Regions from separate parts of the Homo sapiens genome. Here region 2 is linked to region 1. The links are chromatin loops, found by intact Hi-C in ENCODE. Cell type or tissue: Caco-2. All regions are shown on one strand. Links, peaks and the distances in the headings refer to the core of each region. The heading gives the core; the rest is flanking DNA. Region 1 holds the start of LOC105378400 (a long non-coding RNA gene). Region 2 overlaps LOC107984249 (a long non-coding RNA gene).

Region 1 (15,272 bases), core at 4,221-12,220:
TGTGGTTCTGTTCAATCATAAGTGACAAATTCCCTAAGTTGTGTTTTCCTGTCATTCAATATAAAGAGATAAGTATTTTCTTGTCAATTTTACTAATTAAGATTGCTACATCTACAATGCAATCTTTATCTTTCAGTCTTGAGAGAATTGTTAGGAATCACAAAAACGTCTTCAGAGGAAAAGCAGAGCGTGAGTTCAGGAAGGGCCTGTTCTATTTTTCTCTCCTTTCATTTGTATTGCAAAGCCATCGCCAAGTATTTTTCTGTCTTCCATTACCCAAAAAGATACAAACAGCTAGAGCAGATTCTAGTTTAGAGAATGGCCATCAGAATCAGCAATCTTCCTGTTGCCAGAGAGTCAAAAATAATTAAAGGCATTCCTGACAGTATTAAAACCTAAGTATATTTAAAAAAGTATTGTTTAGTGCTTGAAATTCCCAATGGAGCACCCCCTAAGTGCAAAGTCATGTGAGAATTTGCTCTTAAATACCAGTACAGTCTCACTTTGTTTTATTCTTAGAGAAGAGAAGAGTTGGGGTTAATGTTATTTCCTTATCTTGATTCATCTTGAAGAAATTCTGAATCTGATGCTTCCAAGCACTGGGGTACATGCCCTTTTGGTGTTCTACATGAAGGAATGGGCAAGATACAAGATTCTGTTTTCCAGGGAGAAAGACGCTTACATAAGTCTTTGTAATGAAGGATGTGACAAAGTGGCTTTTTCATGGCACTGATAATGCCAGAGAAGAGGAGTGCTAGGACTTCAGGTGGCTCACTCAACTGGCATATCTCAGTGATAGTCAGTTATCTCAAATAGTCTAAACCTAGCATGTCAGGGCTGAAATAGCTTATGTTAGTTTAATGTGGAGAATGAAATTTCCAAGAATTCCTAAGATAACCAAAACGAGGTGTAAGTCATTCAGTAAGGGTCTGATTCTCCCTCAGTGTCTTTTTTCCTAGGGTAGGGAAGAGAATGAGTGATGTCATTTTTGTAAATTACATGGAAATTCTGCAGTAGAATATGACAGAATATATTCCAGGGCTGAGCAAAAACAAGTGAGTTAGGAATCCATTGACCAATTCCTTCTAAACTGGAACTCTGAATTTTCCAGTATTTGAAAGTAATACACTTATTATGAAGGCACTTATTTTGAATACACTTATTATGAAGGCACAGAATTTCTGGATTCAACAAATGTGCTGAGGGCCCACCATTTTCTACATCCTTCTCAATGCACTTACGACACAACAGTGAAGGAAATTAATAAAAATCCCTAACCACGTGGACTTTACATTATACTGTGAGAAGAGGAGAGGAGGATCGAAAGGAGACAAACAATAAGCACGGTAAATAAGCGAAGAAATAGTAAGTTAGAAAATGACAATTTCTATGGTTTAAAAAAAAAAAAAAGAAAAAAAGTCAAGCAAGGTACCAGCAATCAGGGATGTCTGCCAAAGAAGGGTGGTGGGGAGGGTGGATGCAGGTTGCAATTTAAAATAGGGTGATCTGAGCAGGGCACATTAAGAAGGTGACCTCTGAGTAAAGACAAGAAGGAGGTAAGGGAGGTAAGTATGCAGATAACGGGAGGAAAACGGAAGATATGACCAGTGCAGAGACAAGTAGGAGCCTGTCTGAGGGCTGCAGGGGCCAGGGAGATGGAGTGGAACCACTGAGCCTGAAGGCTTCAGGTCTGAGAGGTCACTAAGACTGGACCATTTAGTCTCTCATAAGGACACTGGTTTTAAATGAGAATGAAATAGTGTCATTGCAAGGTTTCTAAAGGGTGGCATGACTGGCTTAGGTATTATTATAGGACCAACAGGTTTGTATGCCTGCTATGCAGTAACAGACCAATTACACTGAGACAGCAGGATTTACATCGGAGAGAGGGTTTAATGATTGCAGGGTACTGAGCAAGGGGAAGGGAGGAGACCCTCAAATCCATCTCCCCAAGAAGTTCTGGGCTAGGGTTTTTAAGGGGATCATGGAAGGTGAGAGGCTGGAAAATTGGGGTTATTAATTCATCACAGTACGGGGAATGAAATTATCAGGACATGGAAACTGCATTCTTAGGTGAGTCAGCTCCTTGTGAGGTCCTAGAGACCAGCAGAGTCAGTAGTTTCATCAGTATGCAGGACCTGAAGGAATAGCTCAAAGATAATGTTTTATAACATTCAAACTGTTACCCATAGAACCGTTAAGAGGGAACTATAATCTAGGATCTATGTGATTCCAGGACAGGAGGCACCAGGCAACCACGAGGAAGCAGGTCAGGGCACAGGCTGACCTAGTGATTAATGCTGAGTGTGCTGCAAGTTGAGTTTAGTTTCATCTCTCCCACTCTCTTCTTCCCTGATTAATTTTATAAAGTTTATAGGGTCAGTTTCAGTATTATATGAATAATTTTGGCTATAGAATTGAAATTATGCAGGAGGGACAGAGCAAGAGGCAATTAGGAAGTTATTGGCATATTCCATGCCAGAGATGTTGATAACTCACCCAAGGGTGATATTAGAAGAGGTGGTGAAAAGTCTTCAACTCTGAATATATTCCAGATGGAGAGCCAACAGCATTTCCCGACAGATTGGATGTCCTGTGTGCGAGAAAAAGAGGAATCAACATGGCTTCATGGCTTCTTTCCCTGAGCAACTGGAAGATCAGGTTTGCCATCAACTGCAACGTGGAAAGTTGCAGAAGGAGCAGGTGGAAAGGAGTTCCGTGTGAGCCTGTTGAGTTTGAGACGCCACTGTGGAATGCGGATTAGGCTGCAGGCTCAGTAAGTCTGCAGTTCAGGACAGAGGCCTGAGCTAGAAATGGACATTTGAGTGTTGTCAGGATATAGATGCCCTTTAATGCCAAGAGACTGAATAAAGGGGTGAGTGTCAACAAGGAGGAGAGAATCAAGTACTGAGCTCAGGGGCATTCCAGCATTAAAAGGTCAGGAGAGAATGAGGAACCAGTAAGGGAGAATGAGGAGATTGACTATTAAGGTAAGAGAAAAAAAAAAAAAAACTCAAGGCATTTGGTGTACCAGAAACCAAGTGAAGTAAATATATGAAAGAGCATAGAGTGATCACTGCAATGAAACCATGCCCCAAACTCCTACTTATTTGAACAGGATGATAACAATATATATAACCCACATTGGTCCTTGTTTCAGGAAACAGAGTCCTGGCTCACTAGACCTAACTAGTAGCAGGGGCCATGTCTGCATGAACAAATCATGTAGTTCAAGATATTCCCATACATAGAACATCAAAGATCAGCCTTGCCTAGAGTTACATTCGTTTGAATACTAAGTACAAGGTACTGGAATACCTTCCATGCAATAGAATCCAATGCTGGCCACCTGTTGAGAGAGAGATATCCCACAGAAAGTTCACATCCGTAATTTCAGCCTTGACTCCCTCCCTTTCCCCACTTTGACTCCTTCCCTTTCCCCACATGCCACTAAGTCCCAGCATGTCTCACATCAAATCCACTCAAGTTATGGCACCAAATACACAGGGGTTGTCTTATCTCTTAATCCCCTCACCAATCCCAGTGCAGCAGAGTCTTAATGAGTGTTTTGTCAAATTGGAATGAATGACTGGTACTTTGATTACCATTTTTCTGTCTACTGCTATGACAAACAAAAAAATAAATTGTACAGGAGGAATCTGGAATTTATATATGACCCCACATGGATAAAGTAAATTCTGCACTTCTATACTGGCCCATGATCAGTGAACTTTCTTATATCGAGGCAAGCAATTGAGGAGAAGCAGAAATGCCCCCAAAGCAGGCCAGCACCCCCTTTGGTGTAAGGTCATTCAGCACCACTGGCTCCTTGACAACAAAGAGTGTCAGTTTCATCTGGAAACCTAAAGGGAGGCAGCCAAGTCTCTGAGATTGATGCCCTTCACACATCCTGAATGACACTTCTGCTGAGTTACCACATAGCCATGATGGAGCCACATCAAACCCATGCTCCTTAACAGCTTGGAAGCTTGACTCACTCTCAATCCAAAAACTCACTTTCATTTTCCTGGAGACAGCACAAAGGTACCTGGAGTGCAGCACATTTCAAAAGTATCAGCCTCAGTCATCTAAGAGAAGCATTTCCGGTCTGTGATTTAGGGACAGGTTGCAAATGTCATTTGCATGGAGCAGAAAGAACTGCCTTTGTTTCATCCCTAACAAAACTCAGTGAAGAAGATCAGTGCTAGGAAAATTGTTGGTCAGAGGATATGGCTGAATTCTAATTTAGTAAAAGGTATATGATCTCTGAGTTCTAGCAAAGGCAAAAAGGAGACAAGGCCATAGGAAAGAAAAATGTCACTTGTGTTTCTCTCAACTAATAGGATCATATAAAAATGAAATAGAGAATAAAAACACAGTGATGTTGATGGATTATGATAAGAATTGAGTTGAAAAAAATAAATGCTTTAAGTCATCCAATTCTCTAAATAACATTGGAAACCAAAGAGTCAAATGTGTTCAAGCTTATCTGCACCAAATCTGGAAATTGTTGGCAAGATTACTAACTGCAATTTCACGATGACATTACGGGGCCCCAAAAGCAATTCTGAAGACAGCTGGTCTCCTTGCAGAGATAATAGATTCAGACATAATCCAGGTTCCTTCAAAAGGTCAATTCAGGGGTCACAGCCAAGATCAAGTTTGTAATTGTTGCAATTTCACCTTCTGCAGCAGAGAGCATCAAGTCAGATGAGGCATTGCTTAAAGAGGAGCAATTTTCTCTATAAAGTTATTGTCATTAGTAGATCTTACAGGTAAGGTGACCAAGCCTTTATTCTTCTTGTAGTTCTAATTTTGTGCTACCATATCAAGTAGTAAATCACAAAATTTAACACTCTAAGCTATTACCATGTTGCCAGCTTTGCAACTTTGCAGTCCTACAAATACCAACTGAAAGACCCATTCATGGCAACATATCTCTTCTTTTCACACAAGAATATTTAGGGGAGTATGTTAGTGAATGCACTTCCTGGGCAACTCTTGCTGTTGGTTTGAGAAAGAGGTGTTCAAACTCTTGCCAATGCTGTGTAGAAGCAGAGCGAATGTTCTAGTCCTTGTGTGTCCTTGTGGTTAGGCTGGGAGACTGTAGCACAATTCTTGCTGACAAGGGTCTCCCTTGTCCATCCAGAAAGGAGGTATTTGCTATGGTCCTCAAGGCAAAATGGGAGGCTTTGCACCTGGAAAATCAAAAAGAAAACTTGTGATCAATTAGTTCAGCTTTCTTATATTATAGGTGGTAAAACTGAAAGCCAGGCTGTACAAATGACTTTCCCAAGATCAGACAGTTAATTAGTGGCTGGGCCCCATGTTAAGTCTTACATTCTGACCATTGTTCAACACTTCCCACTTTAATACATATGATGTGTATAATCATTCTGCCAACCACCATTTGCAGTGTGTGATAATAGAGGAAAGAGCTGTGTGGGGACAGATATCTGATGAGGGCTTGATGTTTCTTCTTTTTACTGTGCTAATTACCACAATTACTGTAACTATACCAAGAAGGGGTTTCTTAGAATAATCTTTATCCAGGGCCACAAAATATACATACTTTGGGAATCTGTATGATTACTGCCCACCGCCCCCCACCGCCCACCGATTCAATCAGTGAGGCCGAGCAATATCTGTGCTTTTCCATATCAATATTGTTAGTTTCTTTGCCACAAGTAGAGATGTGATAATTAGCAGATCCAAACGATAAAATGCAATTTTCAAATATTGCTAAAAACCAAATGTAGTAAAGTTTGCTACATTCTTATGAGCCAAACTTAACTGGAGAAGTAACAACACTCTGGTTTCTGTTGACCTACTTATGATTTGACATTTAAAAGGAAAGTAAAAAGAGTAGGATGCCCTGGGCTCAGAAGTCAAGGAGACACCAGTCTTTGATTCTCAATGTGGGGAACTGGATTTTCAATTGTCATTTGACTGCCTAATGGGTTGGGCAAAGACAGACTTGATTGGAATGGGCTTTCAGCTCTTTGTATGCGCCTGACATTGTTCATGACCACCAGGGCCTCTGTTCCCAGTCTAGTTTGAAAAAGCGTTCCCATCTCACAGTCAGTCATATCCATGATACAAGATATATATGTTTCTTCTGCAAAATACAACTCAAAAATGGCATATTTAGGTAAAAATAAACAAATACATAAACACATACATATCTACATACATACATTCAATTGAAAGCAAATAGTAATAGCCACTCTTGGAACCAGCTTCTCTTTGGAGTGTGGTTTCTGTGTTGACTATTGATTTGTGTTCTTGGGGAGAGTCAGATCCCAGCAGCCGGCCTCAGATGGCAAGTCAGTCTAATATGATTCCTTATTCTTCAGCACGTGACATTTGAAGACAGTGATATCTAATGAAGATTTCTTTCCTAAGCTGCCCCATTAAAAGAAAAGTGCCTACCAGCCAGTCAGCGTAGGTGCACAATTCCAAAGAAGTCTGAGGGATCTAGTTTGAGAGGCAACAACATGAAGGGGCCAGTAGGACCACCCATCCCCACTGTGATGTAAATAAGGGCAGGAGGACTGAAGCGCCTCTTGAACAGCCTGAATGAACCACCATCAGTGACTCTCCTAATTGTGTTTCTGCTAAACACTGGAGGGCCTCACTTTTCTCCTTTAATGTGAAGAAAGAAGGAAAAAAAAAATCTGCCCTGTCAAAGCCACACAAGGGAATTCTCTTAAAATAAACAGCTAAACTTAACGGCAGGCTTTTCTTTCCATGGAAATATTTTAAATGTATATAATGTTAGATGGCTGCTAAAAAAATGACAAGTGTCTGTTTTCATTAAACTCCCCAAGAGTATGGATCTAATTGACAGCCTTTCTGAGGCCCTGAGGAGCTTCCAGCTTCAGGGTTTCCATGGCAACGTGTCCCCACTGCTAGAGCTCTACTGCTCACAGTCATCATTTACAGGGACCCACATTTTAGACACTCCTTTAAGCTATCCAGGAACTTCACTATCCCAAAGGGTAACAAATTCAATTTTCCAAGCAGGTAAAACTTCCCACTTTGGGGCTAAGCTTCCACTTCCAATTTCTAAGAATTCTTTGTTCAATTTATGATTGAACAAAGATCAATTTGATATATTCATTTATGCATTTCTTTCTTTCAGTCTGGCTCTGTAGCATGCTTCTTGTACCTTTAAGGCTGTAGGTCTTAAACTTCATGGTTATCTTTCATCTTCTTCCAAAGGAGTAACATTGCACCAGAATCTGTCCCCCTGGGAAGTAACGCTTGCCATGACTAGTCATCTAAGTCACAACAAACTCCAGGCTCACCAGTCCCCAGGTAAGGTAGGGAGAGGTTAGAGGTAGGACTTCCACCTGAGTGCCTGGTCCCTGGGCTGATAGGAGCTGGCTGCATTCCAGCCCACTTTCCACTCACATGCCAGTCTGAGGGGCTGTGTCAGCCAAGAACGGTGCCCTTTTCTAATGCAAAGGGGAAGTGTGCAGACCTGACAGTATGTAACACACTCAGTGAACTTTATTTCATTTAGTCCTCAGAGCCTGATGACAGAGTTCTTATTAATCCTAAATTATATTGAGCAAAACCAAGGTTAAATACTACACTCAGGGCCATGCAGCTTATAAATGGCAAAGTCAAGATTTCAAATGAAGTAGGCCAACTCCCATACTCGAGTTCTCCCCAACACACTGGGCAATAGAGAAAAATATGCAGACTGTGAAAGCCCTGACCTTCTCAAAGCGGAAGGCCTGCCAGACACAGAAAAAGTGGGTTCTGCTATTAAAGCCATCCAATTAGAGGATTTTTTCTCACAGATTGCTACCTGCATAGGGCTCATTGGCATTTTAAAGTCAATTGTCCCTTATATGTGTATGGTGCCACCTTCTGGGCTGTGGCACACACAGGAGCCTCAGATTTCTCCAGTAAGAAGTGACAGCCACCCTGGTGGTTATTTGTACACAGTGCTCTGTGTTCAAACAAGATGGCTTGGATGTGCTAATGGATTCTTATCAGTTAATTGAATCAGACACTGCTCATTTACCTGGGCACCTCTGATGGGGTCTACAAACAGCCCTTCACAATCAAGATCTTCCCAAAATCACAGGGAGGACTGGATGGCTTCCCTCACACTGTTGTCCAACCACAGTGGGAAAGGAAAGTTCAGGTCTTGTATTCCCATGTGGGAAAACAAACAAATAAACAAAAACTTGTCAAGCACAGGGCAAGTGCAAGTTTAGGATTTGCTCAGTTTCATTCTGTTAATTGAAAAGTTTTCGTACAAGGGCTTTGTATTCATTATTTTAGTGAAGGAGGATTTTTTTTTATTTTAATTTTTATTTATTTATTTATTTTTGCGACAGAGTTTCGCCCTTGTTGCCCAGGCTGGAGTGCAATGACACGATATCGGCTCACTGCAACCTCCATCTCCCAGGTTCACACCATTCTCCTGCCTCAGCCTCCCGAGTAGCTGGGATTACAGGCATGTGCCACCATGCCCAGCTAATTTTGTATTTTTAGTAGAGACGGGGTTTCTCCACGTTGGTCAGGCTGGTCTCAAACTCCCGACCTCAGGTGATCCCCCGGCCTCGGCCTCACAAAGTGCTGGGATTACAGGCGTGTGCCACTGCGCCCAGCAGGATTTTTAAACATTAGAGAAATATGTAAGTGTGCATTCAGTGACTTAGTGAATTGGGGACATTCACCAGTAAGTAACTGGTCCTCCAAAATGAGGATGTGTAATCCTATGGCCAAAGGGCTGCTAATCACTGTGAATGACAGTTCAACCCCTCTGCTTGTAATTCACACATAACAGATAGTGATGAGGTTAAAGGCAAAAGGTCTACAGACACAGAGGTCAGTGTCCGGTGCTTTGATATATGACAGCTCAAATATAGCAGAGGAAAATTTTTCCTAAAAAAATTTTAAAAAGGAACAAGCCAGATTATTTCCCCCTCTCTCCTGGGAACATGGGCTTTATCCAGGCATTCTTCCAAAAATCCTATCTCCCCGACTTCTCCCAAGCAACTAAATCAGCTAGTCAAGAACATACTACAGGGTATGCTGTCTCCAGTTGGAAATCCCGGACATCAAACTACAGCCAAACAGGGGAAAGTATGGAAAGAGAAAGTACTTGCAGACTTAAAGCAGGAAAGCAAATATAATTCTCTCATTATTCATTCTTTCAACAAATATTTATTTGGTTTTTACTCTGTGCCAGACACTGGCAAAAGAGTAATAAACTAAATATTTCCATGGGACATACATACTGATAGGGAAAGACATAGTAAAGCAGAAAATCTTTGTGTCAGATGCTCATATGGGTTCGAAAGAAATAAAACAAGGTAATGAGCAAAGGGTTTTCCTTTTACACAGGGAGGCCTCAAAGGCCTGCTTGATGAGGTGGTATTTGACCAGAGGCTTGAAGTGAGGAAGCTGGCCATCATGCTATGCAAAGGGAGAGCGAAACTGCAGAAGACAGAGCTCATGCAAAGGCCCTGAGGTGCTCTCATGCCTGGCATCATTTGAGCCAAGCAAGGGAGCCAAGGGCTGAGAAAAGTGATCAACTACGTTGACTGGGATCCCTGCAAGGCAGACATTGAGAATGAGATTATCGTGCCAGCAATTTATTTAGAGAGTATTCTCAGGTCAATACACATAAAGAGAAAGGGGAAGAAATAAGACTGAACAAAAGAAGTTGGGCCATGATATAATTTCAACAGAGGACTCAGCTCCTCAAATTAGTATGGCTTTTCAGGGTTGTCTTGATTTTCGGCAAGGAGGCCAGGCTCCATGCCCATTCATCCCCCAGTTGTGGGATATATCTGCCCCAGGAAGTGGGCATGGCCTTGGAAGAAGCAGCTTTCTCCATCTGTAGGCAACTTTCACAGGGGCCTGACAGCCACAGAAAGTAATAATTTCAGCCCTAAAGTGGGATTTGGGCCACACATCACAGCATCCACTACACCAAGGGGGGATATGTAGACAGGGAAGGAAAGAAATACATCGGGTACCAAATTATTTCAAAACCGGGGATAGAGTCTGGGCATATCATGTGTAGTCATTGGAAAGTTTGAGGACACATATTTTCAATGGATTGTGCTAGCTGTTGGTTTGAGACTAGACTGCATGGGTGGGAAGTAGGGGTGGAAGGTTAAGAATAATGACATCATTGGCACAGAGCTTAAAGGAAACAAAAATTGCAAAAAGAGAATAAATTTTCAATAAGGGCAGCAAAGTCACCACAGTATGCCAGGTATCATTGGGGAGCCCCTGCCAGTGCACACAAATATGGAAAGAGAAAGCTGACAGCAGACCTAGACAGAGAAGACACAAGCACAGGACTCAGCCATTCACATCTGGAAAGACATAAAAACAAGGAGATTCTTTGATGCCTATGAATCAGAGTTTCAAACAAACTTCTTAGGATGTTTGGGGGCAAGAAAAATCAAGAGGATTAGAGTGTTCGAGGGTTCTTGGGAGCACTTACAAGGTAGATCATGGTGGTGTTCAGGAAAGGTGAAATTCATCAGAGAGCTGATAAGACAGAATGGAACATCCTTATGATTTAGCAGTGGTTCTCAGACTTGGGATGTATCACAACCACCTGGGGAACTTAATACAAAACAGAGAGGCCCAGGTACATTAACATAGAATAGGTCCTGGGCTTTGTATGTTTACTGAGTTTTCCTGGTGATGCTGACACCCACCAGAGTTAGAGAATGGCTGACTCCGAGAGTGCTGCAAAGTGCACCAGGAACCAATGGACTCCCCTACCTGGGAAACACCAATCCAAGGGTGCCATTCTCCTTTTGTTCCCATTCAAAATTGGTGTGCATTAATGCCCAGATATTACATGCAGCATTTCTGCCCTCTACCAGAAGAGGGATCATTAATTATTTACAAGATCCAGAGCCAAACTGGTAATCTCCTTGGTGAAAGGAACAGATGAGAAATGAGTTGCCAAGGGTTGGCAGCAGAGTCTCTGTTGACATAACCCAGGGACCCAGGGATTACACTCAGGGAAGAGATGGGAAAGCATATGTTCCAAGGCTTTTTAACAATTTCTTGGGGCAAAAAGTTAAATTAAATTAAATTAGATGGACCACAGATGCCTTCCAATCATAAAACTATTTTGGGGGCATGAAGTGAAAATTTCTTCTTATTCTTTGATAGAAAAATAAAACTCAAGCAATCATGATTCTAAGCAGAGGGGCTTGTAGCAGATCATACAAGCTTTCCTCACATTTTACAATTAAAGAAACTTCAAGGAACTGGAAAGTGGGCAACAGTCCACTCATCCTACCCATTCCTATGAAAAAGTAACACTCACACCTGCTGGTGCCACAGGTCTCAGGCTGCATAAATAAATTTTCCTGATAGGTTTCCAGTAATAGGAAGGCACCTTGTTTTTTTAATTGACAAAGGTGGGCGTGTATTAGTCAGGGTTCTCTAGAGAAACAGAACCAATAGGATGTCTATATGGTAGGCCTGCAGATACACAAAGATTCAACCAACTGTAAACCAAAAATATTCAGAAAAAAATAACAATAAAAATAACAATAGAATAATACATATAGAAAACAACAGCATATAACAACTATTTATATAGCATTTACAGTGTATTAAGTATTATAGGTAATTGAAGGTTATTTAAAGCATACAGAAAGATGCATGTAGGTTATATGAAAATACTACACATTTTTTTTTTTGAGATGGAGTATTGCTCTGTCACCCAGGCTGGAGTGCAGTGGCCCGATCTCAGCTAACTTCAACCTCCGCCTCCCAGGTTCAAGCGATTCTACTGCCTCAGCCTCCCAAGTAGCTGGGATCATAGGCATGTGCCGCCAAGCCCGGCTAAGTTTTTGTATTTTTAGTTGAGATGGGGTTTCACTGTGTTGGCCAGGAATGTCTTGATCTCCTGACCTCATGATCCACCCGCCTCGGCCTCCCAAAGTGCTGGGATTACAGGCATGAGCCACCGGGCCTGGCTACTACACCATTTTATATAAGGGATGAGCACCACAGATTTTGGCATCAGAGGGGGATCCTGGAACCAATCCTGCATAGATACCAAGGATGACTCTGAGTGTGTGTGTGTGTGCACGTGCACATGCGCGTGTGTGTAAAAAGAGATTTATTATTAGGAATTGGCTCACACGATTATGGAGGCTAAGTCCCATAATCTGCTCTCTGCTAGCTGGAGACCCAGGAAAGCCCATGGTGTAGTGTGAAGGACTGAGAGCTGGAAAGCTGATGGTCTGATAGTAGAAATTTCAATCTGAAGCTTAAGACCTAAGAACCAAGAGCACTGAGAACAGAAGATGTTTGTTCCAGCTCAAGCATCAAACCTTCCTCTACCTTTTTGTCCTAATCAGGCCCTCAGTGGATTGGATCATGCCCATCACATCAATGGAGGCCATTTGCTTTTCTCTGTCCACCAATTCAAATGCTGATCTCTCCCAGAAACACCTTCACGGACACCTAGAAATAATGTTTTACCAGATATCTGGGTACCCCATTGGCCCATTCAAATTGACACATAAACCATAAAATAAACCATCACAGAGGGGCCACAAAAGTTTATAACTGACCTAATTTAATTTTCAGAAAACCTAAAGGGGAAATGTTTTGACCCAATGGCTACACTATGGAATCAAACTAGCATTGGTAAGTAAAGCTTGCAGAGAAGAAAGTGTTCACATTAACCTAAGAAATATGTCAACCAATTATCCAGAAGGCTAAGGGCTGAATTAAAGCAATGTTGCCTTGGAGACTATTTTGATAAACAGGTAAAAAAACTATCCAGCCCAGAACAAAATCAAGATGAGCATAAACAGAAGACAACCGTTTTTGCCAAGAGGTATAACTATACTAATTTTAAAACAAAAATATCATGCAAGAGGCCGGGTGCGGTGGCTCACGCCTGTAATCCCAGCACTTTGGGAAGCTGAGGTGGGTGGATCATGAGGTCAGGAGATCAAGACATTCCTGGCTAACACAGTGAAACCCCATCTCTACTAAAAATACAAAAAATTAGCCAGGCGTGGTGACGGGTGCTTGTAGTCCCAGCTACTTGGGTGGCTGAGGCAGGAGAATGGTGTGAACCTGGGAAGTGGAGGTTGCAGTGAGCAGAGATCACATCACTGCACTCCAGCCTGGGTGACAGATCGAGACTCCATCTCAAAAAAAAAAAAAAAAACCATGCAAGAAAAAAAATCAACAATTTAAGTCAAGTTAGATGAGCAAAGAATGGGGAAGAAACAGGAATTACAGAAATAAGCTAAAAAGCAAGAACTTCTCATATTTCTCATATTCAATAAAGGGGAGTGTAAAATTATTGTGTTTTAATCACACCTGGGTGATTATATAAGAATGCTCATTAATGTGAAATAATCACTTTAATTGTTAAAAACAAGAATATTATGTTCCAACCTTTACTATGAATTCTTTAAAAAGTGCCACGCAACAGAAGACAGACTAGAAGAAAGAAAAAAAGTTAAGTAAATGTGAGATGGCTTATGGGATGAATAATTTATACCATGTGTAGAAAGAAGGAGCTGTCTAGGTAGGGGGAGGTTGTGCTGCATAAAGAAGACATACGAACAAATGCACAACACAAAGAAAATAATAAAGACAGCAGCAGTGGATGGAGGAGCCCAGCACAAAATGCAATACCTCTGTAGAGACTCCTGCCCACTTATAGGCAGTACCTCCACCACCCCAAATACTCAGAGATCCTTCAGTGTGCCCTAAGGAACTTCATTATGAACACATACAGACTGGTTTAAGCAAAACACTTCCCATGGATCATCTAGCCAGTCCTCACTGTAAACTTTCAAGCAAGGTCACATGTTGGTTAGTATAGAAATTGGGACTCTAACCCAGCCAGTCTTATGATAAAGCCACACTTGTAAATTTCATCTTATACTGCATAGTTTAGGGGAGAAAAAAAAATACAGTAACTGTAAAGTTACAATTAAAATAATTTTTAAAATAGCAAAACTTATGGGATCCTGGTACAGCAAACCTTATTTGTGAAATTAAAGCATTAGATGATGCTATACAATTAAAAAAAATCAAAAATGATGATTCTAAGCATTCCACTTAAAAATAATGGGAAAAAGGGAAAAATAACACAGAATAACATAAACAAAAGTAAACATAAACGAAAAGCAAGAGAAGAAATCACAATGGGGTACAATCTGCTCTGCGCTGCTCAGCCTTGGAACCCTAAAGTCTCTTTGGAGTTTTCTTCAATATAGGAACCTAACTGCCAAGAAAGGGACAGTGGGAGCTGCCTGGGTTTGCGGCATGAAGGTCTGACAGTCACCGGGTGGAGAGGTGGAGGCTGGCGAGGATGCAGGACTCTGCCAATCCCAGAGTCTGCACAGAGGAGCAGCATGAGACATGAGTAGCAGGCAATCATTTTTCTCAGCTCTAACAAAATATAGAGAAATAAAGACCCCAAATCAGATTTTCAGTCAAGTTTCTGAGTTGTAGGCAGTGGGAAGCTTTTTCTGGGATTTATTAAAAAATTATCTACTCTTTGGAAAGGCAGGGGCAACAGGCACTAGGTGAAACTTTCAGGATTATCACCCCAAACCACAGTGGTTCTGGTACATAAGTTGCTGTTTCAGGAACCCACAACCATGTTGCCTCTGACCACAGTCCCACCACGAAGTGGGTGCACCAGAGCCTGCCTGGCCTCCCAGATGGCTAGCATCTAACTGGTAGAATCTAAGTTATACACTTGCACCCCGGCAGCAAGGAAGGCTGGGACGGCAGGGGTTTGGTGGTGGTGGCGGCAGCGGTGGTGGTTTAAGACTCTTGTGTTGGAAACGCAGGATTTACAAAACAGGTAATTGTCAAACAGTGAAGGGAGTACAAAAGATTTAGTGCATCATGAATAACCAATGTCAATGTCTGTGGCTGTGAGCAAGTCGCCTCAGTCTCCTCTCCCATAAAAAGAAGTATGGAATCATAATTTCTTTTAGGTGATGTGAGAATTAAATTTTAAAAATGTATGCACATCACAGAGGCTGGCACATAATCCCCACTAAGCATCAATTCACAAAGATACGTGCCTAAATATGTAGGTAAGACTGTTTGCCACATCCTAAATATGTCCCCATCACAAAGACACTGAATTTGAAAATGTGGATTCATATCCCCTCCTGGTGCAGGACCAAATAATTACCAAAATATTTGCAATATGTCTGGCTCAAAAATCAAAATATGCAACTAGTGGCTCAAGAAAACACCCAGAGTCAAGTGAG
Region 2 (15,272 bases), core at 4,491-12,490, 120 kb before region 1:
AGCATCCCTGTCTTGTGCCAGTTTTCAAAGGGAATGCTCCCAGTTTTTGCCCATTCAGTATGATATTGGCTGTGGGTTTGTCATAAATAGCTTTTATTATTTTGAGATACGTCCCATCAATACCTAATTTATTGAGAGTTTTTAGCATGAAGGGCTGTTGAATTTTGTCAAAGGCTTTTTTTGCGTCTATTGAGATAATCATGTGGGTTTTGTCTTTGGTTCTGTGTATACGCTGGATTACATTTATTAATTTCCGTATGTTGAACTGGCCTTGCAACCCAGGGATGAAGCCCACTTAATCATGGTAGATAAGCTTTTTGATGTGCTGCTGGATTCGTTTTGCCAATATTTTATTGAGGATTTTTGCATCAATGTTCATCAGGGATATTGGTCTAAAATTCTCTTTTTTGGTTGTGTCTCTGCCAGGCTTTGGTATCAGGATGATATTGGCCTCATAAAATGAGTTAGGAAGGGTTCCTTCTTTTTCTATTGATTGGAATACCTTCAGAAGGAATGGTACTAGCTCTTCCTTGTACCTCTGATAGACTTCGGCTGTGAATCCATCTGGTCTTGGACATTTTTTGGTTGGCAGTCTATTAACTATTGCCTCAATTTCAGAGCCTGTTATTGGTCTATTCAGGGATTCAACTTCTTCGTGGTTTAGTCTTGGGAGGGTGTATGTGTCCAGGAATTTATCCATTTCTCCTAGATTTTCTAGTTTATTTGCATAGAGGTTTTTATAGTATTCTCTGATGGTAGTTTGTATTTCTGTGGGATCAGTGGTGATATCTCCTTCATCATTTTTTACTGCATCTATTTGATTCTTCTCTCTTTTCTTCTTTTTAATCTTGCTAGTAGTCTATCAATTTTTTTGTATCTTTTCAAAAAACCAGCTCCTGGATTCATTGATTTTTTGAAGGGATTTTTGTGTCTCTGTCTCCTTCAGTTCTGCTCTGATCTTAGTTATTTCTTGCCTTCTGCTAGCTTTTGAATGTGTTTGCTCTTGCTTCTCTAGTTCTTTTAATTGTGATGTTAGGGTGTCAATTTTAGATCTTTCCTGCCTTTCTCTTGTGGGCATTTAGTGCTATACATTTCCCTCTACACACTGCTTTAAATGTGTCCCAGAGATTCTGGTATGTTGTGTCTTTGTTCTCAATGGTTTCAAAGAACATCTTTACTTCTGCCTTCATTTTGTTATTTACCCAGTAGTCATTCAGGAGCAGGTTGTTCAGTTTCCATGTAGTTGAGCGGTTTTGAGTGAGTTTCTTAATCCTGAGTTCTAGTTTGATTGCACTGTGGTCTGAGAGACAGTTTGTTATCATTTCTGTTCTTTTACATTTGCTGAGGAGTGCTTTACTTCCAACTATGTGGTCAATTTTGGAATAAGTGTGATGTGCTGCTGAGAAGAATGTATATTCTGTTGATTTGGAATGGAGAGTTCTGTAGATGTCTATCAGGTCCGCTTGGTGCAGAGCTGAGTTCAATTCCTGGATATCCTTGTTAACTTTCTGTCTCGTTGATCTGTCTAATGTTGACAGTGGGGTGTTAAAGTCTCCCATTATTATTGTGTGGGAGTCTAAGTCTCTTTGTAGGTCTCTAAGGACTTGCTTTATGAATCTGGGTGCTCTTGTATTGGGTGCATATATATTTAGGATAGTTAGCTCTTCTTGTTGAATTGAACCCTTTACCATTATGTAATGGTCTTCTTTGTCTCTTCTGATCTTTGTTGGTATAAAGTCTGTTTTATCAGAGACTAGGATTGCAACCCCTGCTTTTTTTTGTTTCCATTTTCTTGGTAGATGTTCCTCCATCCCTTTATTTTGAGCCCATATGTGTCTCTGCATGTGAGATGGGTCTCCTGAATACAGCACACTGATGGGTCTTGACTCTTTATCCAATTTGCCAGTCTGTGTCTTTTAATTGGAGCATTTAGCCCATTTACATTTAAGGTTAATATTGTTATGTGTGAATTTGATCCTGTCATTATGATGTTAGCTGGTTATTTTGCTTGTTAGTCAATGCAGTTTCTTCTAGCATCAATAGTCTTTTCAATTTGGCATGTTTTTGCAGTGGCTGGTACTGGTTGTTCCTTCCCATGTTAAGTGCTTCATTCAGGAGCTCTTGTAAGGCAGCCTGGTGGTGACAAAATCTCTCAGCATTTGATTGTCTGTAAAGGATTTTATTTCTCCTTCACTTATGAAGCTTAGTTTAGCTGGATATGAAATTCTGGTTTGAAAATTCTTTTCTTTAAGAATGTTGAATATTGGCCCCCACTCTCTTCTGGCTTGTAGAGTTTCTGCGGAGAGATCCACTGTTAGTCTGATGGGCTTTCCTTTGTGGGTAACCCGACCTTTCTCTCTGGCTGCCCTTAACATTTTTTCCTTCATTTCAACTTTGGTGAATCTGACAATTATGTGTCTTGGAGTTGCTCTTCTCGAGGCGTATGTTTGTGGCATTCTCTGTATTTCCTGAATTTGAATGTTGGCCTGCCTTGCTAGGTTGGGGAAGTTCTCCTGGATAATATCCTGCAGAGTGTTTTCCAACTTGGTTCCATTCTCCTTGTCACTTTCAGGTATACCAATCAGACATAGACTTGGTCTTTTCACACAGTCCCATATTTCTTGGAGGCTATGTTCGTTTCCTTTTACTCTTTTTTCTCTAAACTTCTCTTCTTGCTTCATTTCATTCATTTAATCTTCAATCACTGATACCCTTTCTTCCAATTGATTGAATCGGCTACTGAAGCTTGTGCTTGCGTCACGTAGTTCTCGTGCCATGGTTTTCAGCTCCATCAGGTCATTTAAGGTCTTCTCTACATTGTTTATTCAGTTAGCCATTGGTCTAATCTTTTTTCAAGGTTTTCAGCTTCTTTGCAATGGGTTCGAATATCCTCCTTTAGCTGGGAGAAGTTTGTTATTACTGATTGCCTGAAGCCTTCTTCTCTCAACTGGTCAAGTCATTCTCCATCCAGCTTTGTTCCATTGCTGGTAAGGAGCTACGGTCCTTTGGAGGAGAAGAGGCACTCTGATTTTTAGAATTTTCAACTTTTCTGCTCTGGTTTCTCCCCATCTTTGTGGTTTTAATCTACCTTTGGTCTTTGATGATGGTGATGTGCAGATGGGGTTTTGGTGTGGATTTTTTTCTGTTTGTTAGTTTTCCTTCTAACAGTCAGGACGCTCAGCTGCAGGTCTGTTGGAGTTTGCTGGAGGTCCACTCCAGACTCTGTTTTCCTGGGTATCACCAGCAGAGGCTGCAGAACAACAAATATTGCAGAACAGTAAATGTTGCTGTCTGATTTTTCCTCTGGAAACTTCATCTCAGAGGGGCGCCCAGCCATATGAGGTGTCAGTCAGCTCCTACTGGGAGGTGCCTCCCAGTTAGGCTACTCGGGGGTCAGAGACCCACTTAAGGCCACAGTCTGTCCATTCTCAGATCTCAAATGCTGTGCTGGGAGAACCACTACTGTCTTCAAAGCTGTCAGACAGGGACGTTTAAGTCTGCAGAAGTTTCTGCTGCCTTTTATTCAGCTATGCCCTGCCCCTAGAAGTGGAGTCTACAGAGGCAGGCAGGTCTCTTTGAGCTGGGGTGGGCTCCATCCAATTTGAGCTTCCTGGCTGCTCTGTTCACCTACTCAAGCCTCAGCAATGGTGGCTGCCCCTCCCCCAGCCTCTCTGCTGCCTTGCAGTTCGATCTCAGACTGCTGTGCTAGCAATAAGCAAGGCTCCATGGGCGTGGGAACCTCCGAGCCAGGTGCCGGATATAATCTCCTGGTGTGCTGTTTGCTAAGACCGTTGGAAAAGAACAGTATTAGGTTGGGAGTAACCCGATTTTCCAGGTGCCATCTGTCACAGCTTCCCTTGGTTAGAAAAGAGAATTCCCCAACCCCTTGCACTTCCCGGGCCAGGCAATGCCTTGCCCTGCTTTGGCTCACACTCTGTGGGCTGCACTCAATGTCCTGCACCCACTGTCCAACAAGCCCCAGTGAGATGAACCCAGTACCTCAGTTGGAAATGCAGAAATCACCCATCTTCCATGTCACTCACGCTGGGAGCTGTAGACTAGAGTTGTTCCTTTTCAGCCCCCTTGGAACCTAAATCCTAGAAGTATTTTTAGTTCATCACATTATAGGTGAAAGGAAGAAAAAAATGCATGGACATCTCAATAGATGATGAGAAAGCGTTTTGTAAAATTTAACATTTGATCCTAACCAAAGGGAAAAAAATTCTAGGAAAACTCAGAGCAGAAAGCTACTTATTTGGTATGATAAAGAATATCTATCAGAAATCAGTAGAAAATATTGGCCATGTCTTGAAGCATTTCTATTATATTCAGGAAGAAAAAAGGAAGCATAGCATCACTGTAATTATTTTGGATGTTCTAGAACTTCTAGTTAATATTACAGATAAGAAAAGTGTAATAATTAAACAGAAGGACCAAAGTTATCATGGCTTACAAATATGACTGCTTGACTGGAAATAACTGAAAAATACCAGATAGAAATATATTAGAATGATGAAAGATGTTTAGTAATAAGGCCAAAAATGATAACTATTACAAAAGCAAGAACTATAATGCTGATAATTATAAATGTGAATTATTAAGAAAAAATTCTATGCTAATATAGAATAAACATTGTGACATAAAAAGATATAATTTAAAAAACTTACCTGATGGAAACTATAAAACTTGACTAAATGGTGTAATTATGAGACCAGGCATGCTCTTGGATAGAAGGACTCATGATTATGAATACGTCATTCTCTCCTAATTTTCATCAAAATTAAAATGGGAGTAGTTCTTAATTTGACCAAAAAATGATTTTTACTTTTGCATTTTTCTATGAAAACACAGAAAAATATTCACAAAAAGTGATGAAGGAACACATTATTAAGGCACATTAAAAGACACTATGATTTAACCCACCTGATGATGGTGCACACACTAACAGAACAAGGAAAGAGAACTGAGAACTCTGAAACAGACAAACAAAATGGAATCTAACACATGCTAAAGATGAGTTTTAAATGCTTAAAATAATGAATTATTTATCAAATGGTACTAGGAAAACTGGCTAAATTTGGACAAAATAAAATTAGATTCTAATGTTATAGATGACACCTAAATACTTCTAGAGAAGTTCAAGAGTCAAATAAAAATAAAATTTTAAAATAACTGAAAAAATTCTTAGAAAAATATGCTTGTAATCTAGGAATAACAGGTCATTCTAATCTTAGCATTAAAAAGACAGGTTTGAGCCAAACAAATAACTAGGGAAATACTGTAAATACATAGAAAAAATAGTGTCCCTGATAAATAGCAATATATTAATATATAGTGTTAAATTATGTATAATATGTAAAAATTATTAATAATATTATTAGGATAATATTAATAGTATATATAGCAAACAAAAAAGAACTTCATGAGAAAAAAGAATATGGAGATTCCCCAAAAGGTAAATACAAATGGCTTTTAAACATAAGCAAAAATATTCAAACAGTAATAAATTAAGAACTATAATTTAGAAAAAGATATGCCTTTTGTTCCTAAAATTTAATAAAGGTTGAAAATAACAATAATTAGTGTTATCAAGGGTGTGCACAACTGGCCACCACTGAAGCAAATATAAGTTAGTATAACCTTTCAAAGTAGTAATTTGCTAATGAGTAATTAACAAATTAAACTTATATGGCTGATTATGCTTTAACTTAGTAAATTAACTTCTAAAATTTACATGAAGGGCATAATTGGACAAATTCACTAAATATATGTGCGAGACAAATCATAAAATTTAGCAGGTAGCAAAATAATATATCCAATATAAATGCCTATTAATAAAGAACTGGTGAAATAAAATACCATCAGTCCATGGGATACTAGCTTGCATTAAAAATAATGGCTCAGAGCTACTTTTGTTGAAAAATGTACTTGTTTAAAAACAAAGTTTTGGAGCTTTCACAATAAACATGTTCATAATATTACTTTTAGAATCATAGAAACAAAACTTAGCTATGTATTTCATACTAATTTAGGTGAAAACATAGGGAAGCAAATCCTCTCATTAGAATGTAAATTGGTCACCTCATTCTTAGGTCAAGATGGTCTGTATTTATTAAAAGCCTTAAAAATAGCCATACTTAAAAAGACAATTGCACTTCTAAGATATTGTCCTAAGGAAATAGTAAGACTTGAAAATTGCTAAGAAAATAGACTTTAAATGTTCTCACCACAACAAAAGTAATAATAAGTATGTGAGGTAATGGATATGTTAATTAGCTTAATTTAGTCATTTCAAAATATATGCATATATCAGCACATCATGTTGTACACCATATATTCACATAATTTTTGTCAATTAAAAATTAAATTAATATATAAAAATAAAATCACCAGCAGGAGAAAAGCACATACAAGGATGTTCATTATTTATTGGGGAAACAATTGTAAATGCCAGTAATAGTGCAAGTGCAGTGAGTTCTTACACCATGAGGCACTGTGTACTTTTAAGGTATGAGTGTATGTCCTTTCTGTTTCTGTTTAGTCCAACCCCTTCAGACCTGAGAGCCTTCCCTTAACTGCCACACCCTAAGGGATTAAGGTCGAGGGATCATGTGTGTTCCAGGCTGCCCTACGGTTGTTAATCAAACCAGATGATCAGATAGGGGCTAAGCAGTTTGAGACACAAAGAGTCACTTCCAGAAGAATGCCTGTGGGTGCTTTGCTTCACATGATCTATTGCTTATTCTCACATACAGAAATGCAAAGGGCCCATGGCCCCTGACTCAACTTCACAGAAGTGTCTGGTGCCAGAATGGCAAGGGGACCTATGATGCCCCCACAACTTCCTTTTCCTTTTCAGCTCGTGATTACTCAGTTTGGGAACAGTGACAATAACTTTACAAATACATATACAGATGTATCTTCTGTCTACTCAGGTCAGTAATACTGCACTTTGGTTCCTTGAAGCTGAATGCCCACCAAAGTTTCTGAACAAAGTCCCTAATGGTGGGTCTTTTCATGTGAAGAAGGAAAAGTTCCTCATTTAAAGTCTCTTCAAATTTTTGTGAATGGGTGGCACTCATCTCAGTAGATATCTAATGGCCTGCTCCCAGCATGGACCAGTTAGGGGTATCTTCTTCCACCAATCCTATTCCTCTGTCTTTTCTGGGGTACCACGGTGATCCAATAAATGTTTAATTCTTCATGGTAGTTATTTCTTTTAACCTGACTTTCCTCAGATTATTTATCCCTTCGACTGAGACAGTTTATAGTACATCTTGGCTCTTTTTATTCTCTTTTGATTTATTGCTATAACCGTGTGTCCATTTGAAGAAGTGAGCCTGAACTTCAACAGGCAAGGGAAACATGAAGGAAAAATAGTGACAGAGACTGTGAGACCTGAAGGAAGGGGAGTCCTGTGAATGTACTTAGTGGAGAGAACTGCAGGCTGAATCCCCAGTGCCTGTGGGAAGGAAGAGGAATGCAGATGGACTCAGACTGAGCAGTGACCATCCCAGCAGAGGATACAGGCTCTGGCAGATGCTCAGCCTTTATGAGCCCCTGCTTGGTATTTTTTTTTTATTCTCCCCAGACTGGTTACCCCTTCTTTTGGTGAGTGCATCCAGATCCTTATTTAGGAAAGTATTACCTTTCCCCTTTGCATATAATCTTGGCAAGACTAAGCCAGTCAACTCCAGCCTACTCTGAACAAGGGCCTTGCTTGTAACCCAAGCTTGGATAGTTGTACTCTACAACTTAAGACTTTACTTCTTTTACAGTCTGTAAATAATAGACCCAGTCTTTCAAGCTCGGGCTATCAAATCTCAAAACCCATGGATTTCATCCCTACTCTATACTAAAAAAAAAAATAGGTCAAAAAATAGGTTAGCAATAATACAGTTTATAAAGAATTTAGTTATTAAATCTTATCTAACCCTTCAAGGTAAATGCTTAGAAGATAATCTAATTGCATGGAGAAATGTCACAATACATAAAGTTAAAAAAATGAGATCAATAATTGTTCAAAATAAGTTATGATATTCACACACTGAAAGAATGCTAGAAACATACTGTGAAAGGTTAATAGTGTTGGGGTTTGGTGATTTTTATTTTGTTTATATTTTTAAATTTGTATAACACCTATTAATATTTGTGTAACTGAAAAACAATAATAAAAGAACTGCTCACATTTTCTTTTCTGGTAGCTACTATGAAAATGTCAGCATGAAGCAGGGTAAATAATTCGACCTCTTGCCTTGGAGCATGTTTTCAAATAGTAGACCCGGAAATAACTGAGCTGAAGGAAAAATACTAGAATTACTGAAAGTTAGATCTCCAAGGGATCTTAGCAATCATTGCATTCAGCATCTTAGTTTTTCAGATGAGGAAATGAGAGAAGAAGAATAGGAGAAGAAAGTCAGCATATTTGACCCAATAAATCATCATCCTTTTAACAGAATTGAGAATGGACACCAATTCCAAAAGAGGTTTTCTATCTCTTAAAAAAAAAATTCTTATAAAAATGTGATCTTTAGCCTCTGCCCTGGGTGCAGAATTTAACTAGCATAGAAAAATGGGCATTTTGTAGAATTCACTTTCCCTTTAAAAACTATATTTAAAAAACCAAATGTTCTCCGGTCCCCGCTGTCAATGCTGTGTTGTTCTTGCTTCCACTAGCTGAGAAGCAAAAGGCTCCTTGGAAAACTCCCTGCCTCCCTCCATCCCTTCCTCTCTCCCTTCCTTTCTTCCTTCCTTTCTTTCTTCCTTCTTTCCTTCCTTCCTTTCTTTCTTCCTTCTTTCCTTCCTTCCTTCTTTCTTTCCTTTTCTTCTCTTTCTCTCGTTCTTTCTTTCTTTCCTTCTTTCTTTGTTTTGTTTTCCTTTCTTTCTTTTTCTGTCTTTCTCTCTCTTTCTTTCTTTCTTTTGTGTATTATTTCCGATTAAGAAAACATTAGATATCCGTGCCAGATGCTGAAAATAATATAGAAAATCCTAATCACATATCATATTGTCACTCCAAAACAATGATAGTTAATATTTAACAGAGTTTCAGATTCCCTCATTCTCTCTTTTCCTTTCCTCTTCTCTTTCAACATTTTTTTGGTCAGTTCTTTTTTAGTCCACTGGGGGACACATCTACCCAACTCTGGGATCTCTGATTATCCCCTGACCCACTCAGGCAGGATCTTGTGGGAATGGAGATGGTTTCCATGTTCAAAATCACTCACTGCCTCTCCCCAGCCACAACCTCCATGGAGTAGGAAGTTCCAGTCCCTAGATATCAGACACAGCACACGATTTGCTTTGGCCAATAAAACATTAGCAGATGCAATACAAACAGAAGCTTGCGATGTGCTGGCACTGGTGGCCTTTTCCTCTCCCACTTGTGCCACTTCCATTAGAAAAGTTTCCCCCATTAGCTGATGCCTCTTCTGCCTGAGACCAGAATAGAGAATAGATGACCCCAGCAACGCGCACACCTGAACCAAGAAGGAGATTCACCCCCGCAGACCCACACCTGAGAGAAAGGATAAATGATTATTGCTCTCAGCCACTAGTGTAGCTAAACAGGATCCACACACAGAAAGATTCCTTGAAGCTGAATGCCCACCAAAGTTTCTGAACAAAGTCCCTAATGGTGGGTCTTTTCATGTGAAGAAGGAAAAGTTCTTCATTTAAAGTCTCCTCAAATTTTTGTGAATGGGTGGCACTCATCTCAGCAGATAGCTAAAGGCCTGCTCCCAGCATGGACCAGTTAGGGGTATCTTCTTCCACCAATCCTATTCCTCTGTCTTTTCTGGGGTACCACGGTGATCCAATAAATGTTTAATTCTTCATGGTAGTTATTTCTTTTAACCTGACTTTCCTCAGATTATTTATCCCTTCGACTGAGACAGTTTATAGTACATCTTGCTCTTTTTATTCCCTTTTGATTTATTGCTATAACCGTATGTCCATTTGAAGAAGTGAGCCTGAACTCCAACAGGCAAGGGAAACATGAAGGAAAAATAGTGACAGAGACTGTGAGACCTGAAGGAAGGGGAGTCCTGTGAATGTACTTAGTGGAGAGAACTGCAGGCTGAACCCCCAATGCCTGTGGGAAGGAAGAGGAATGCAGATGGACTCAGACTGAGCAGTGACCATCCCAGCAGAGGATATCGCATCTGGCAGACCCTCAGCCTTTATGAGCCCCTGCTTGGTTATTTTTTTAATTCTCCCCAGACTGGTTATCCCCTTCTTTTGGTGAGTGCATCCCAATCCTTCTTTAGGAAAGTATTCCCTTTCCTCTTTGTATATACTCTTGGCAAGACTAAACCAGTCAGCTCCAGCCTACTCTGAACAAGGGCCTTGCTTGTAAGCCAAGCTTGGACAGTTGTGCTCTATGACTTAAGACTTTAATTCTTGCTCCCAGTGATCCCCAGGAGGAAAACAATCTGAGTGCATTCACTCTGAAGTACCAAGAAATTGATCACCACTTCCCACTTTCTAGACTTCCAGTGCTGCCGAGGCCTTTTTCCTTCCAAAAGATTATTGCAAAGTTTTGTCTTCAATTCAGGCTATTTAAATTGATTATTTGGTTCTTATTGTTTCTCTTTCATTTTCTAGAGTTTTTATCAAAGAAATTTAACCAATATGGCACAGATTTGCAAAAGTCACAAGTTAATTCTTAAGCTGGAATTGCCTTAATGGCATTGTGCTTTAAAACAAACATTATAATAAAAAAAGCTTTATCTTGTGTTTTTATCATCATATAATTTCTTATAGTAAACATTGTGAATAATTCATAAAAAATAAAACAAAAACCAAATTACCCTGAAATTCCACCTGAGATCATGGGCACCGTAACATGGCTTTGGCCATCACTCCATGTGTCTTTTTATAGATCTCTTTGTAATTTAATATGATTGGAATTTTATCATTTGTGCTGTTTCCATGGTGATTAACATCATAGTGTAATGCAGTCTTTTTTGTTTGTTTTTGCTCATCTACCCGTCATAAATATAACTCTATTGACATCTTTCCGTAGCTTTCCCTCTACCTATATAATCATATACACATATATTGTATATATATCTACATACTGACACTTTTCTGTTATTTTAGAAAAAAACAGAATCATATTACAGCATTTTGCTTTTTCACTGTTGAAATCTATCCAAGTTAACTTATTTCCACATGCAGTTATCTTTCAGTTTTGTGGACAACTTGACATTGATTAAACCATTTCCACATAGAAAGGTATTTTTTTCAGTATTTCTTTTTTGACCACTAAACTCATAAAGTAATTAATATTGCAATGGAGATGAGGAGCAAATAATTAAAAACATTTTTGTTGATAATATGATTGCATGCCTAAAAGCTACAAAAGATTCCAGTAAAAAGCTCACAAAATTACTAACAGTATTTGACAAAGTGACTGGGTACAAGGTAGGTATACAAAACTAATAGCATCTTTGCTAGACATAAATGGAGAAAAATAATCAATTCATAGTAAAAACTAAATGAAATAGATTTCTTAGGAATACATTTAACAATAAAAAGCATTTAACCTATCATAAGAAAACTATTAGATCTCAAAGAACATAAAATAGAACAATAAAAATGAAACATTGCATGTTTTTGGATGTAAGACTATCATAAAAATATTATTTTCCCCTAATTAATATAAAATGTGTACATATACTTAACTCAGTTCCAATTAAAATTCCAATTTTGTGGTTATTCTTTTGAAACAAGATAAAATGATCTTTCAGAAAGGATAAAATAGTCTGATAGTGTTCAAAAAATGTATAAAGCAGATGAATGGGAGAGAACCTGCTTAGCAGATGCTGAAAATGCATTATGAAGTCACTGTGCAGAAAGTAGGATGATACTCTCATAATTTTCCTTAATCTCTTCATTATTCCTACACATTATATATAAAACAAACAGAAGGACGCCCTGAAAGTTGGAGAAAGGAAGGCAGATGGGCTAAAGATCTCAGGACCCAAAGAATAGCATGGTGGCGAGTTTCCTGGGTTTTCTTTTTGCCTCCTATACACCAGACTTGGAGCTAAAGAAGACTTTCACACTGTCAGGCTGAGCGGAGGTGCCCCTAACACCATCCCTGCCACACACACCCTCATGATTATTAGAAAAGGCTGCGGAGGGAGCCAGGACACTCATCTCTGCTGGGCAGTAATAACCGCCCTAACCTCCACCCACTATGGTGCACATGTGGATAACCTGGACTTATTCCCAACTCGCAGTAAAGAAGTGTTCCTCCCACTTTCTGCTGGAAGCCTAGGGGAGAGTCAAGACTGTTACCACTCCTAGGTGTCATTGAGGCCACCCCACTATGGTGTCAGTGGAGGCCATGTAGAGGGATTAAGGAGGCACTCTTATCCCTCCCAGTAAAAGTGCTTTGACCCAAGGCCCAGTAAGGGGCCATTTTAGAACCCCTGCCTCATGCAACAGGAACACAGAGACCCCTGGCACACTCACACACTCTGGGGTTTACAGAGTCTGAGTGGGAACCTGGACTTCCACTCCAACTTGGTAGCAGCTACACCATGCACCCCCTTCCCTTGCCAGAGCAGTATCAGAAAAAGCCAACTAAAAACAGAAGGTTTAGACAAGACCTAGCATCTTATAACCTAATACCCCAAATGTCCAGTTCTTAAGAAAAAATTACCGAGCCAGAAAAATTCCACTTGAATAGAAATAGGCAATCCATAGATGCCAACACCAAGATGGCAGAGGTATTAGAATTACCTGACAAAGACTGTAAAATAGCCATCATAAAAATGCTTCAGTGGGCAGTTATGAAAAAACTTGAAAAGAAAAGCCAGAAAGTTTCGGCAAATACAGAGAAGATATATAAAGAATCACCAAGTGGAAATTTTAGGACAGAAAAATATAATAACTAAAATAAAAAACATAATGGATGGTCTGGAGAGCAGAATGGAAGGAACAGATGAAGGAATGAATGAAGTGTGTAAAACACTAGAAAGTACCCAATCTGAACAATAGGGAAAAAATAGAAAAAACAAAAGGGGGAAGGAGGAACAGAGCCTCAGAGACCTGTGAGACTATAAAAAAAGATCTAATTTTCACATGATAATAGTTCCAGAAGAAGAGAGAAAGAGTCCAGGGCTGAAAAAGAACTTGAAAATATAATGGCTGAAAAATTCTTAAATTTGACTGAAGACATAAATCTACAGGCTTTAGCTGAGCAAATAGGATAAACAAAAAATCCACATCAAGATAAATTATACCAAATATCTTAAAACTAAAGACAAGGGGAAACAAATCTTGAAAACAGCAGGAGATAAAATATCTATAAGGGAAAAATAATTTGAGTAGAATGGATTTGTCATCAGAAAGCATGCAGGTCAGACAGAAGTGGCAGAACATTTTTCAAGTGCAGAAAAAAAGAACAATTAACCCAGATTCCTGCAAACATTGAAAATATTCTCCTGAAATGAAGGGGAAATAAGAACATTCTTATATGAAGGAAAACTAAGAGAATTTGTTCCCAGCAGACCTACCCAGAAGAATGACTAAACAAAGTTCTTTAAGCAGAAGAAATGATAAAAGAAAGAATATTGAAAGATCAACAAAGAAGACAGAACATTATAAACAAAATATGGGTAAATATAATCAACTTTCCTTCCCTCTTGAGTTTTCTAAATTATGTTTGACAGTGGAAGCAAAAATTATTACACTTTCTAATGTGGCTCTAAATGTATGCACGTGACATATCTAAGACAATTATATTCTAAACAGAGGCAAATAAAAAGACATAAGGTAGGTAAAATTTCTAGACTTTAGTCACATTGGTGAAAGGATGAAACAAGTAGACTATAATGTTTCGTACATAAGGTAATATGGAGAGTAGTCACTAAAAAAGCTGTTCAAGATGTGTACTCAAAAGCACAATAAATAAAAATGGAATGCTAAAAAATGTTAATACAATTCACAAGTCAAATAGCACACGAAAAGATGTCCAACATCATTATTAGAGAAATGAAAATTAAAATCACAACAAAATGTCATTGCATAATATTATAATGGCTAAAATAAAGAACAGTAATGCCGGGCACAGTGGCTCACGCCTGTAATCCCAGCACCTCAGGAGGCCATGGCGGGTGGATCTCCTGAGGTTGGGAGTTCGAGACCAGCCTGACCAACATGGAGAAATACCGCCCCTACTAAAAATACAAAATTAGCTGGGCATGGTTGTGCATGCCTGTAATCCCAGCTACTCGGGAGGCTGAGGCAGGAGAACTGCTTGAACCTGGGAGACAGAGGTTGTGCTGAGCTGAGATCGCGCCATTGCACTATTGCACTCCAGCCTGGGCAACAAGAGAGAAATTCTGTCTCAAAAAAAAAAAAAAAAAAAAAGAACAGTGACAACACCAACTACCGGCAAGGATGCAGAGAAACTGGACCTCTCGTGGTGGGAATGTAAAATGGTACACCCACTCTGGAACAAGGTTTGGCAGTTAAAAAAAAAGAAAAAAGAAAAACAAAAAAACTAAAGCTGTGACTACTAAACAACTCAGCAATCACAGTCTTGGGCATTTTCTCTGGTGAAATAAAAACTTACAATCGCACAAAATCCTGAACATGAATATTTATGGAGGCTTTATGCGTGATAGCCAAAATCTGGAAACAACTGATTCCTTTAGAGAGTGAATTGTTAAATTGTGGTACATCCTCACCTTACAATGCTACTCAGCAATAAAAAGGAATGCACCATTGATATACACAAGAACCTGGATGAATCTCCAGACAATTATGCCGAGTGAAAAAAGCCAATCCCAAAAGGGTACATACTGTATGGTATGTACCACTTATGGAATCTTCTTGAAACACCACAATTATAGAAATGGAGAACAGATTAGTGATGACCAGTGATTAAGGAGGCAGTGGGGGAAGGTGAGGAGGGGAGGGAAGTGAGTATGGCTGTAAAAGAACAGGAGGGATTCTTGTGATGGAAATGTCATATCTTGACTATATCAGTGTCAGTTATCCTGATTGTGACATTGTACTCTAATGTTGCAAGATGTTACAAATTGGAAGAAACTGCCTGAAGCATACAGGGACTGTCTCTGTATTTCTCACAACTGCTTATGAATCTATCATTATTTCAAAATAAAAACTGTAATAAAAAAACTTAAAAGGAAAGTCTTCCCCTTTGAAAGTCCTTGACTTCTGGAATGGACAAAGTCCTATAAGACGATGACCACCAAGGGGCTTGAATGCAGAAGAGAGTCATTTCCCAACAAAGT

What was found. A loop is a pair of places that touch in the nucleus more often than their neighbours do. Peaks named below come from ENCODE experiments on the same cell type or tissue, not always from the same donor. Only the 100,000 strongest peaks of a DNase experiment are listed, where the experiment ranks them.
Region 2: it touches region 1 in a loop (10-fold over the local background); 1 of 110 quality-filtered maps calls a loop at or near these places.

What each region holds. Positions count from the first base shown.
Region 1 is chr10:84,838,457-84,853,728 of GRCh38, reverse strand. It overlaps LOC105378400 (a long non-coding RNA gene), which reads right to left and starts at 6,494. Exons shown (of 4, transcript XR_946150.2): 1 at 6,198-6,494; 2 at 4,528-5,198; 3 at 2,500-2,593. In Caco-2, for the core only: a CTCF peak has its summit at 7,884 (motif pointing left); a DNase peak (open chromatin) is centred at 7,898.
Region 2 is chr10:84,960,776-84,976,047 of GRCh38, reverse strand. All of the region lies in intron 1 of LOC107984249 (a long non-coding RNA gene), which reads left to right. Among named protein-coding and RNA genes, the nearest start is that of LINC01519, 230 kb to the left of the region's middle. In Caco-2, for the core only: no CTCF peak of the experiment used is centred there; no DNase peak of the experiment used is centred there.